Regions from separate parts of the Homo sapiens genome. Here all the other regions are linked to region 3. Evidence: chromatin contacts called from ENCODE Hi-C or POLR2A ChIA-PET data. All regions are on one chromosome and are shown on one strand. The core of a region is the stretch at or near the end of the contact, and the rest is flanking DNA. Distances in the headings are between cores, read along the strand shown.

What was found. Hi-C counts contacts between places; a loop is a spot of excess contacts on that map. ChIA-PET counts read pairs that join two places held with the same protein, here RNA polymerase II (POLR2A). Pooled maps may share reads with other maps.
Region 1: a map of CD8-positive, alpha-beta T cell shows a loop between it and region 3 (21-fold over the local background). The contact joins the promoter of ARV1 here to the promoter of H2BC26 in region 3. A Hi-C loop is called at or near these places in 1 of 168 maps with a recorded cell type or tissue (CD8-positive, alpha-beta T cell) and 8 of 50 pooled maps. POLR2A ChIA-PET finds 5 or more read pairs at or near these places in 1 of 52 experiments (naive thymus-derived CD8-positive, alpha-beta T cell).
Region 2: a map of naive thymus-derived CD4-positive, alpha-beta T cell shows a loop between it and region 3 (8-fold over the local background). The contact joins the promoter of SRP9 here to the promoter of H2BC26 in region 3. A Hi-C loop is called at or near these places in 1 of 168 maps with a recorded cell type or tissue (naive thymus-derived CD4-positive, alpha-beta T cell) and 5 of 50 pooled maps. POLR2A ChIA-PET finds 5 or more read pairs at or near these places in 1 of 52 experiments (activated T-cell).

The regions. Positions count from the first base shown.
Region 1 is chr1:230,977,776-230,981,649 of GRCh38, reverse strand. It overlaps ARV1 (ARV1 fatty acid homeostasis modulator), which reads right to left and starts at 2,556. Exons shown (of 6, transcript NM_022786.3): 1 at 2,371-2,556. The coding sequence starts at 2,544. TTC13 (tetratricopeptide repeat domain 13) reads left to right here and starts at 2,789. Exons shown (of 23, transcript NM_024525.5): 1 at 2,789-3,090. The coding sequence starts at 2,820. RefSeq lists an enhancer at 2,325-2,624 and silencers at 2,905-3,164, 3,185-3,474.
Region 2 is chr1:225,776,413-225,780,262 of GRCh38, reverse strand. It overlaps SRP9 (signal recognition particle 9), which reads right to left and starts at 2,437. Exons shown (of 3, transcript NM_003133.6): 1 at 2,251-2,437. The coding sequence starts at 2,322. RefSeq lists enhancers at 2,098-2,467, 2,718-2,937, 2,684-3,444.
Region 3 is chr1:228,455,290-228,459,352 of GRCh38, reverse strand. It overlaps H2BC26 (H2B clustered histone 26), which reads right to left and starts at 1,250. Exons shown (of 1, transcript NM_175055.3): 1 at 795-1,250. The coding sequence starts at 1,223. The coding sequence ends at 843. H2AC25 (H2A clustered histone 25) reads left to right here and starts at 1,480. Exons shown (of 1, transcript NM_033445.3): 1 at 1,480-1,989. The coding sequence starts at 1,536. The coding sequence ends at 1,928. RefSeq lists enhancers at 54-103, 185-770, 771-1,357.

The sequences.
Region 1 (3,874 bases), core at 1,307-3,806, 2.5 Mb before region 3:
GTGGAGAGAAGACTGAAGAGGTACAAGGATGATGTAGGGAGACCAGATAGGAGTTACAACAATAGTTCAGGTAGACATCATGGTGGCTTGGATGAGGATTGTAGCAGCAGGAGTAGTGAGAAGTAGTGGATTCTGAACATAATTTGAAGACAGAACAGGATTTGCTGAATACCTGAATATGGGATGTGAGAGGAAGAGTAGAAATAGGGATGACACCAAGGTTTCTTGGTCTTAGGAGTTAAAATGGTAAAGTTGCCATTAACTGTGATGGGTATATTTGAGCTGTCTATTGAAATCCAAGTGGAGAAGTCAAGTAGGTAGTTGGACATTTAAGTCTGGAGTTCAGGGAAGAGGTTCAGGGTAGAAATATAAATTTGGAAATTGTCAAAATTTTGACGGTATTTAAAGCCATGAGACAGAATGAGCTCTTCAAGGGAAAGCATGCAGACAGAAAGAGGCACGATGACTATGCGTTGGAATACACCATGATTAAGAGGTAAGGGAGGTGAAGCAAAAGCAGAAAGGAGATTGAGGGGTAACAGCCAGTGAAGTAAGAAGACAATAAGAAGAGCACTGAATCCTGGGAAGCGCACACAGCATTTCAAGGAGGAGGAAGTAATGAGGTAAAATGCTGCTGATCATTAACTGAGAATCGACTACTGGATTTAGCAAAGTGGAAGTGGTGATCTTAACAAGAACAGTTTCTAATGAAATGCGGGTGGGAATGTGACTAAAGCAGGTTCAAGAGAAACTAGGAAAGGAAATAGACAGTACAAACATATCTTAGAAGGTCTGCTTTCTAATTAAGAAGAAAAAGAGCAGAAGCTAAAGGGGGAAGTGGCAGCAAGTGTATTTTGTTGGTGGTGTTGGTTTTTTTTTTTTTTTTGATGGAAGAAGTAACAGTATGCATGCTGGTGGGAATGATCCAGCAGAAGGCAGAAGAAGACAGTACAGTAAAGAAATAACAAATGCTAGTATTGGGTTTATGTTGTTGCAAACCTGGTGGAAGTTCTCTTCTGTTTTCGCAGTGGCTCATGCCTGTAACCCCAGCACTTTGGGAGGCCGAGGTGGGTGGATCATTTGAGGTCAGTTCAAGACCAGCCTGGTCAACATGGTGAAACCTGGTCTCTACTAAAAATACAAAAATTAGCCCGGCGTGGTGGTGCAGGCCTGTAATCCCAGCTACTTGGGAGGCTGAGGCAGGAGAATTGCTTGAACTTGGGAGGCAGAGGTTTTAGTGAGCTGAGAGTGCCCCACTGCACTCCAGCCTGGGTGACAGAGGGAAACTCTATCTCAAAAAGAAAGAAAGAAAGAAAAAAAAAACCGAAATAAGATTGCCAGAAATCATGAAAGGCCTATATGAGGTTAATCGTCACAAATTTGTTTTTCCCCAGCAACGTACTGCTGCATGGGTACAGGGACAAGACCAGGCAATATGTTGGATTTAACAAGGGTTGACATTTTGACAAAAGAGGGAAAGTACTTGAGAGAGGAACAGGAAATTGAGGTTGTATGCATCAGAACGTTATGTGGTTGGCAGATTATACAGGTATACACTCAGTTTGTCAATTCTCTTGTATATTACTACAGACCATAATTTACTAAAGAGATTAGAAAATCACAAGATCTGAAATGGGACAAAAATGTACTGTCTATTCTGTGACAGGTTCTTTGCTAATTAATACCCCCAAAGAACCTCCAACTTTGTAGACTCTTTAAACATAAGATTATTCTCTCTGCCGTAAAATAAAGAAGGGAAAGAGTAGCAGGAGACTCCATAGGGCCTTATAAGCCAGTTCAGGGATTCGGGCCTTAACTCTGAGATGGAAAATCATCAGAAAGTTCAAGGTATTCTACGAACACCTTGAAATGAGAATTTTTACTTCCTCACTTTTGGGTTTTGTACCACCAACGTCTAGCATAGTGCTTTGTACACCGTAGACATCCAATAACGACAATTGATGAAACCTTTAAAAAGCATCGTAGGTGAATTCAACATGGGTTGTGGAGGGTAAGGATGGTACCATCTCTCTGTCAAAGGGAGAAGAGCTAGAAGGAAGTAGCTTTGGCATGAACCAAAATGTCAACCTAATTGATCTTTAAATTTCTCTGCAAAATGCCCACATCTACCTCTGTCTGTCGGTCCGGTCCGTTCGCCGGCTTAGGTCATATCACCCAAATATGCCCCAGTATGAGAAAAGCGCTGTCGGGTAGCTGAGTTCTCTATCAGTACAGATATTCATGCAAAGATCCCGGGCGGGAATGTCAACTACCGAACTAAAGACTGTATCAGAGGACCCTGCTCCTCGCGGTCCCCAAATCCCGCCGCGCCATTTTCTTCTCAAGGGCACCCCACACCTGACAACTCACACAGATGGTTATCTTCAGCACACCGTGGTTATAGTCTCGGTACAACTCTTTGGCCTCCTGGTTGCATTCGATGCACCTGTACTGGCAGGAGGCCGAGGCAGCAGTAGGAGTCGCTGCCACCCCATCCACGTTCCCCTTCCCCTGCTGCAGGCCGCTCCGCCCGCCGTTGCCCATTTCCACTCAACTGCAGTCCAGAACTTCCGATTCTGTGGAGGGTAAGACGTCAGACGCCAGACCGGAAGACTTGCGCCGCGCGGGCTTATTGGGATTCGTAGTCCCGGCACCGGCAAGGCGGCCCCGGGCTGGCCGAGCTGGGACTACCATTCCCAGCACACAATGCTTCTCCCCTTGTCCCGCCCCCTTGCCACGGTCCACCTGCCCGCCGTAGGTTAGAGGCGGGGAGGCCTGAGAGCCGGGCAAGGGCTGTCGCGCATGCGCCTTGAGGGAAGATGGCACCTGCCGGCTGCTGCTGCTGCTGCTGCTTCTGGGGCGGCGCTGTGGCCGCCGCGGGCGCCGCCCGGCGTGTCCTGCTGCTGCTGCTGCTGGGGGTCCTGTCCGCCGGGCTGCGGCCAGGCGCCCTGGCCACCGAGCACTACTCGCCGCTCTCCCTGCTCAAGCAGGAGCTGCAGCACCGGCAGCAGCAGGAGGCCCCGGCGGGCGGCGGCGGCTGCAGCCCGCAGTCCGGGGACTGGGGGGACCAGTACTCTGCCGAGTGCGGCGGTGAGTGGGCGGCGGCGGGCGTCCGAGTCGGCCGGGGCGGCGGGGCAGCGGGGCTGGGGTCCCGGGCCGGGGTACGGGTCGCCCGGGCCTCACGCCTCCGGCTGCGGCGCGCGATCCGCGGGAGCCGGCTCGGCCAGGGGTCCTGGCGGGCAGCTTCCCGCCGCTGCCACCCACGCCGCCGCGCGCCCTCCTGCAGCCGCCTTTGGGCAGGGCGGCGAGTCGAGAAATGAGCTGACAGCATGCTCCTGGGGCCAGGGCGGCCTCTCTCCTGAGTCTGAAGCAACTGTTGGAAGGGTGGCGGAGGAGATGGCAGGTGGCCCGGGGCAGCCCTGTTCCCGCCGCCGGCCTCCCGAGGATGCCGAAGGGGCGAGGGAGGGGCGGGCGGACGAGCAACCAGCCCGGCGGCTTGCGGAGCCCGCCCCCGGAGGGAGACGCCTGGCACATCTTAGGCCTGGAAATCAGGCTTCCTGACCTCCCGGGTTAATGTCTCGTATACAACAGTTCCTAAAAATTGGATCCCTGGAATGGAAAAAAAGAGCAAGCCCATCTTATCTGCTCGTTGACATCTTGCTTCCAGTTGTTTAAGATCAACCTGCGATCTGTCAGGTGTCTCCCAGAGGGAAAAAAGGCCCCTGCAGGCCTTGAGCCTGTGTGTCAGTGCCGTGTGTGTATTGGAGCTACGCCAGCTCATTCATTAAGAATGGGCGCTATTGGCTTCAGTTTAATAAATCATAGCAGATGCCTCTGGGACAAAATACGTGTGTACATTTTTTTGTTTTGAAGT
Region 2 (3,850 bases), core at 1,188-3,687, 2.7 Mb after region 3:
ATCACCTGAGGCAAGGATTTAAGACCAACCTGGGCAACAAAGCAAGAGCCCCGTCTTTAAAAAAAAAAAAAAAAAAAAAAAAAATTAGGCAGGCATGGTGGCATGTCTGTAGTCTCAGCTACTCAGGAGGCTGAGGTGGGAGGATCACTCGAGCCCAGTTCAATGGTGCAGCGAACTGTGATTTGTGCCACTGCACTCCAGCCTGTGCCAACTGCAATTTTCTGACTGGGTAAGAGGTGAAATATTCTCTTTCTTGTCTATTCTAGACATGCTTTGCTCACAGTGATGCTCTAATTATTTTCATTTTCCCTACCACTGCCATCACATTCTTACAGTACAGTTACTCTTGATGTGAATTTATATATTCTTTACTGTTGTCTCAAGTATTTTTAGTTTATACTGTGGGTACTTCTGGATAAAAGTCCTGTGTGGTCTCAGAGTAGCATTGTCTGAATGAAGAAACAAATGACCCTGCCAACAAGGGAAGCTAACCAAATGAAGCAACCAGAAGTCACCAGTGTTATAAACAAATTACTCAATTTAAAAAATACAATTTCCATCATTTATTATTGTATCATTTTATTGTAAAAAATAGAAGTATGTTTTACAGCTTGTTACTTAGCTAGGTCTTTCTGTGGGTCTAATACTATTTTTAATCATAATTATCAACATTTCTTGCTGCACACTTTAAACTTATATGCACTATAAACTGTATGTGGCATTGGAGTTACAGGTTACCAGCTCACTGCATACACTTAAAACATAATTCATATTACTTAATGATCATCAATAGTTTCACACAGTAAATCCTGAGCCCTGGGCTGGGCGCAGTGGCTCACACCTGTAATCCCAACACTTTGGGAGGCCAACGCGGGTGGATCACGAGGTCAGGAGTTCCAGACCAGCCTGGCCAAGATGGTGAAACCCCGCCTCTATTAAAAATACAAAAAATTAGCCAGGTGTGGTGGCAGGCGCCTGTAAACCTAGCTACTCGGGAAGCTGAGGCAGGAGAACCGTTTGAACCCAGGAAGTGGAGGTTGCAGCGAGCTGAGATTGAGCCATTGCACTCCAGTCCGGGCGACAGTGCGAGATTTCGTCTCAAAAAAAATAAAACTATTGAAAAAAAAAAAAAAAGATCCTGAGCCCCGGTTTTCCGAGATTTTATCTGCTTTTAATTTTCTTTCTTCTCCGAGGGATACAGTCACAATACACTGGATCTATAATACCCTCCAATAATACCAGCTCCTTAAGGGTTGAACGGAATCTCATTCACCTTTGTGTCTCCCACAGAACCTAATTTAACTTGGGGTCAGTAACACGAGAGTGGGAAATGAATGCAGCATAAAAGAGATAACTGAGTTACAACAAACACAAAACAAAAGAAGCATCATACATAACCAGGTCTGAGGTTTTCAGTATAAAATCCCTTCAATATGCTGAGTTCTAAAAAGAAGCAGAACTTTTAATTAACACGAAGATGCTTCAAATAATTCTTAGACATGACAATAAAATAACCAAAACCTCAAGAGACGAAAAGTAAGACCCGAATGCTAAACTCCCATCACTTGGACTCCTTTGCTTTTTAATAATGAGCTAACCTCTGACATCCACCTCCATTATAATTTTTGTGGGGGCTAAGAATGTATTTCAGAGGTCCATGAATCCCTTAAAATTGTTTGCAAACATTTACTTATACATTTACTTATACCATTTTTCTGAGGAAAGGTGCAAATATTATTCTTATGGTCCCAAAGCCTGTGACTCCCAAAATACTAAGAACCAATATTCTGGGGGGTACAGATGCTTCCAAATTGGAATCTTTCAAGAATGTCTGAGCGGTAGTAGAAAAAACATCATCAGTTTTATATACATGAGGTACCCTTACCGCCTAGGCGGTACAGGAAAAGTGAACCAAGACAAAGGACAGGAAGCTGCAGGGGGAGGAGCCCTGGCTTCAGGGACTCGTAAAACAACCGAAGCCATAAAGGAAGCTGAGGGACTGGGGCGGGAAGATCGATTGCAGAAATGTTTAGGGCTGAGATGAACCTGGCTGTTGCCAGCTTCAGGGCCTCACTGGGCCGCTAGATCAGGGAAGAAGGGGACGAGAGAGCAGAACATTAACTTGGCAGGGTCCATTTGTGTTCATTCCCAGCACCTCCTGGGAGCGCTGGGGAAGCTCCAGGGGCCGAGTGGATGGCGGGAAGACATCCTGGGCTGGGGCCCAAAGCAGCGGCCCCGCCAGCGATTTACCTTCATAGGGTCAGCGAGGTAAAGCTTCTCGGCAGCGCGGCTGAACTCCTCCCAGGTCTGGTACTGCGGCATCGTGGCCTAGAGTGGAAAAGTAAAGAGAAGCAAGGCCTCAGAACCCGGCCCAACAAACTACCTACGTCCGGGAGTCGCCAACCGACGCGAGTCCCAGCAGCCCCAAGATGGCGGCGCCTCCTCGCACCAACGCCTCGCTCCATTGGACAGCCCCGTCCATGCTCGCCCAATGGGCAGGAGGGATGTTGTCAGGGAGTGGGCGGAGCCCAGGGCGTGTGGCTCGAGAGCTGAGCGAGACAAGCGGAGGGCACGGCAACCAATGCCGGCTGCCACAGCGCCCCCGGTAGGGCTGAATGAGTGGCGTCCGTCCCGTGGCCCTCAGGGCTGAACCGCAGCTGCCTTCAACAAAGATTAAGCGGCTCTGCGATAGTCGCTGCATATACGAGGAAGGAGGCGACAGGGCCCAGCTGTCACACAGCTTGGTGAAGAAGCCAGGAGACATAAACACAAGAGTGCAACGGAAAACTTTATATGATAAACATTTATGTCGGGTTAGTGGAGCGCGAAGGAAGAAGGATCTCTTGTGGGTGGGGGGAGACTCACAGAAGCGGTGCAAGCTCAACAGGTAGGCAAGGAAGGGCAGAACACGTAGGCCCATTTTAGATCTGCAGTGTATGTCAGATGACTGGTGTTTAGGAGATGAGGAAGAAGCCATATTATCACTTCTGCAAGGATAAAAAATCTGATCCTCCAAGCAGGAGGATCGCTTGAGCCCGGGAGTCCGAGGCTGCAGTGAGCCATGATCGCGCTACGCACCCAGCCTGGGCTTCAGAGGAAGACGCTGGCGCAAAAGTAAATAAATAAAGAAGATGGCCTGCAGGGGACACCAGGTAAAGGGTATTATATTTTGAGATGGAAAGATTTTGTGCATGTTTATAACTTTTAGAGAAGGACACATAAGAGATAGAAAAATAAAAAATACAAGAGAAAGAAGAAAGCGAGGTCTCGGGAAATATGAAGGGGAAGACCAAAGGCCCAGATGAATAAAAACAGGTGCATTATTGCCTTTGATGGGGTGAGGAGGAGGGAAAAGTCGGGTGAGGGTATAGGTGAGCATGTAGATACGAGGGCAAGAAGGTACATTTTCTTGTCACCTAAGACAGGAGACCACCTTCGTAAATAGGAAGGGTGGTTTTGGATCTTTGAGGAAGCAAGGATGGGTTTGGATCCTTGAGGAGAAGGTTTGGAAAAGCCATTGTGAGAAATGAATAAGGAAGCCTATTAGAAAAAAACAGGTGGGAAGCGGTGGTGCACACCTGCAATCCCAGCACTCTGGGAGGCTGAGGTGGGCAGATCACTTGAAGTCAGGAGTTCAAGACCACCCTGGTCAACATCGTGAAACCCCATCTCTACTAAAAATAAAAAAATTAGTTGGGCTTGGTCGTGGGTGCCTGTAATCCCAGCTACTCTACTCGGGAGGCTGAGGTAGGAGAATCTCTTGAACCCAGGAGATGGAGGATGTAGTGAGCCAAGATCGCATATCACTGCACTCCAGCCTGGGCAACAGAGCAAGACTCTGTCTCTAAAA
Region 3 (4,063 bases), core at 1-2,500:
TCTTGCGCCACGTCTGGCCTCGCCCATGGGGGGCGGGTAGGGTTGGGGAGGTTGGCACAGGGTCTTTTGGGGGGAGGTGACCCGCACTCCTCACCTGCACGGCGCACGCCAACCTCATTTGGACCCGGTCCTGAACCGGGCGCAAGCGCTCAACATCCAGGAATGCACCACTTGCTTATAAAAGACATTTGGGGCCAGGTGCGGTGGTTCACGCCTGTAATCCCAGCACTTTGGGAGGCAGAGGCGGATGGATCACCAGGTCAGAAGATCGAGACTATCCTGGCCAACATGGTGAAACCCCGTCTCTACTAAAAATACAAAAAATTAGCCAGGCGTGGTGGGGCGTGCCTGTAATCCCAGCTACTCGTAAGGCTGAGGCAGGAGAATCGCTTGAACCCAGGAGGCGGAGGTTGCAGTGAGCCCAGATTGCGCCACTGCACGCCAGCCTAGAGACAGAGCGAGACTTCTTCTAGAAAAAAAAAAAAAAAAAAAGAAAGAAAGAAAAAAAAAAGAAATCTCGTCGTGAGTTAATAGCTCTGCGCGGAGGGAGGGGATGGAGAGGGGGTCCTTGATCGCCTCCCAACATTACTGAGCTACATCACCTGAGCAGTTTCTACCCCGATTTCTGTAACGAGCAGTTTTTCTCGTTCTGTGCCGGCGCGCGCGCGCACACACACACACACACACACACACACACGGCTCAGATTCGGCCGCACCCGGCAACCGCTAGGGTGCATGGAGACACATTAGGTTACATAACCCTTCACCGTGTTCGAAACCCTTTCTTGATCGTGTGGGTGGCTCTGAAAAGAGCCTTTGGGTTCAGGACGCCGAGGAACGCCTCACTTGGAGCTGGTGTACTTGGTGACAGCCTTGGTGCCCTCGGACACGGCGTGCTTGGCCAGCTCGCCGGGCAGCAGCAGGCGAACGGCCGTCTGCACTTCGCGGGACGTGATGGTGGAGCGCTTGTTGTAGTGTGCCAGGCGGGAGGCCTCGCTGGCGATGCGCTCGAAGATGTCATTGACGAAGGAGTTCATGATGCCCATGGCCTTGGACGAGATGCCGGTGTCGGGGTGCACCTGCTTCAGCACCTTGTACACGTAGATAGAATAGCTCTCCTTGCGGCCGCGCTTGCGCTTCTTGCCGTCCTTCTTCTGTGCCTTGGTGACAGCCTTTTTAGAACCCTTCTTGGGCGCAGGAGCCGATTTGGACGGGTCTGGCATGATGGCTGAGTCTCTCCAAACAGAAACGCGCGGCGCTCGGAGTAACTCTATTTGTACGTTTTGTATTCAAATGAAGGCTCAGGATTTGCTCACTTCTGATTGGATCAAACGTTGTTCTACGTCATCGCTGGGAAAGGAATACGCAAATTAGGAGTGCCAGGTTCTTTTTCTGATTGGCTACCATAGCCATCCAATCGAACGCCGCGGTCTAGCCTACCTCTGTACCATACATAAGGGCTCGCTGGCCTTCACTGCCCTCTTGTTTTTAGTCTCGCTTTTCGGTTGCCGTTGTCTTTTTTCCTTGACTCGGAAATGTCCGGTCGTGGTAAGCAGGGTGGCAAGGCGCGCGCCAAGGCTAAGTCGCGCTCGTCGCGCGCGGGGCTGCAGTTCCCCGTGGGCCGCGTGCACCGGTTGCTCCGCAAGGGCAACTATTCGGAGCGCGTGGGCGCCGGCGCCCCGGTCTATCTGGCCGCGGTGCTCGAGTACTTGACTGCCGAGATCCTGGAGCTTGCCGGCAACGCGGCGCGCGACAACAAGAAGACGCGCATCATCCCGCGCCACCTGCAGCTGGCCATCCGCAACGACGAGGAGCTCAACAAGCTGCTGGGCCGCGTGACCATCGCGCAGGGTGGCGTCCTGCCCAACATCCAGGCCGTACTGCTGCCCAAGAAGACGGAGAGCCACCACAAGGCCAAGGGCAAGTGAGGCCGCCCGCCGCCCCCGGGGCCCCTTTGATGGACATAAAGGCTCTTTTCAGAGCCACCTACTATCTCGAGAAAAGAGCCGCACTGATCCTGCAGTTCTTTATAGGCCGGAGGCCTGATCACCCTAGGCTCATGAATGAGCGCAGTGGCCATGGGGAAGGGCGCAACGGGAACCGAGACCCTGGGGACTGATTGGGCTGCATACTTGCGAGGTGGGCAACGTGTTCTGTTAACAACAGGGAACCCTCGTCCACAGGTGGCCACCCCTTGCTCTTGAGTCCCACCCAAAACCTCTAGTAGGGTTTTAATAACGCTCACCGTAAAGGTGTCTTCATAATTACTAGTGACAAGTTCTCTTGACTCTAGCAAGGTTCCCGTGTGGTCATCAAGTACAGAATGCAATTTCTTAATGATTTATCTGATATTAAAAGTATTTATGATCTCTAAGTAGTTTGCACTTTAATTCTGAAGAGTAAGTCTATGGATTTCTATTTAAATTGCTAAGTTTTAACAATGTGAGCTCCACCAGTGTTAAGATTTAATTTATTTGGCTGGGAATTCTAAAGGTCATGAGGAAAGTTTCAGTACTTAAAAGGAACCAGATTAGTAGATGCTGAAAGGTATAAACCTTTTAAGAAGACTTAATTTGGAATAGGATAATTATTTAAAGGAATTTAGTTTGTTTAATTCGGGTTGGTCAAACATTAATCAAAGATCCCCTTAAATTGATTGCTAAAATTGGAGAACAAAATAATTTGTACACTGTTTTTGAAAAGGAAAACTAAATTTGCGAGTTAAGCAAATTTAAAATGAGTATTGTTAGAACCAGATGAATGATGATACATGTGGACTTTAGGAAAATAACGGTTTGTAACTACATTTTTCCTTATAAAATGGAGGGTTTAAGAGCGTCGGAGACCTCCAGGCAAATTAACTGAAATGGCTGTGTTAATAGCCCCTAAATCCTGGAGGAGAGAGGTTCATTGATTTAATCCACGATAATCCCTTAAAAAATGTTTGCCACAAAATCAGAGCTCAGAAAGTGTTATTCTTCTGTTGTTATCTGTACAGTTTTCATTAATCTATTTCTCAAAATATGGATAATTCCTACTTTGTTTTTATTTTTTCTTTAATCCCCAAAGTGCTAGTATTTAGTTAATTGACACCTAACAATTGCATATTATATGGGGTACATAGTGATACTTTGAATACATTTATTATCAGATCAGGGTAATTAGCAATTATTAAGTATTTATTGTAATAATAAATACAGGCCAGTAAAATTATTCAGGAATATTATATAATTTATATTTACCCTACTAAAATTGGGTCTACTCAAGTCAGGGCTTCCTGGACACCAGCTAACCACAAATCTGCATGTCTTTAGAAAATATCCCAGTGCTATGAAACTATTTGAACCAAAAATTGGTAAGCAGCTGCTCCAACAGTGTGGATCTAAACAGCACAATATTCACAGTGTGTATCACGAGTGGGCACCATTTCAGTAAAACAAAACTGCAAGGACTGGCCAGGAGAGGGTGTAGCCTTCCAGAGATCTTTTCATTATTTTTCTTGTGAAAGCCTTCATTTTCAGTTGAAATTTATCTTTATGTATTTATATCTATGTAGGTCACTCTATCTCTTCAAATACCCTTTAGTGGTATTTAAGGTTTTTGCAGGGTCTGGGGACTTAGGTGTTTCAACTATCACCATGGATTTCCAGATTTTGTAAAAGGTGCTCAAATGGGGTGAAGGGGGAGGCAGCGTGGTGGGAGGGCTACTTTGGGGTAGCACTGCATTTGTTATCTCTGAGGCTATGGTGTTTCACAGACAGTAACGAGCCACACAAGCTATTTAATTTTCAGATAATTAAAATTTAATACAAAGATGTAGTTCCTCAGTCACCCTAACCACATGTAGCCAGTGGATGCCATGTTAGCACAGATACAGAATGTTTCCAGCATCACAGAAAGTTGCACTGGACAGCTCTGGTCTAAGATCTGGTTCTTTATCGGGTTATCTGATTCAGAAATGTAGTAAATTATCCAGTGCTGCCTGCTTTGGTAAGAGAAAACTCATTAGACTCTTTTCTTATTTTTTATTTTTTTAAGACAAAGCCATGCCCTGTGTCCCAGG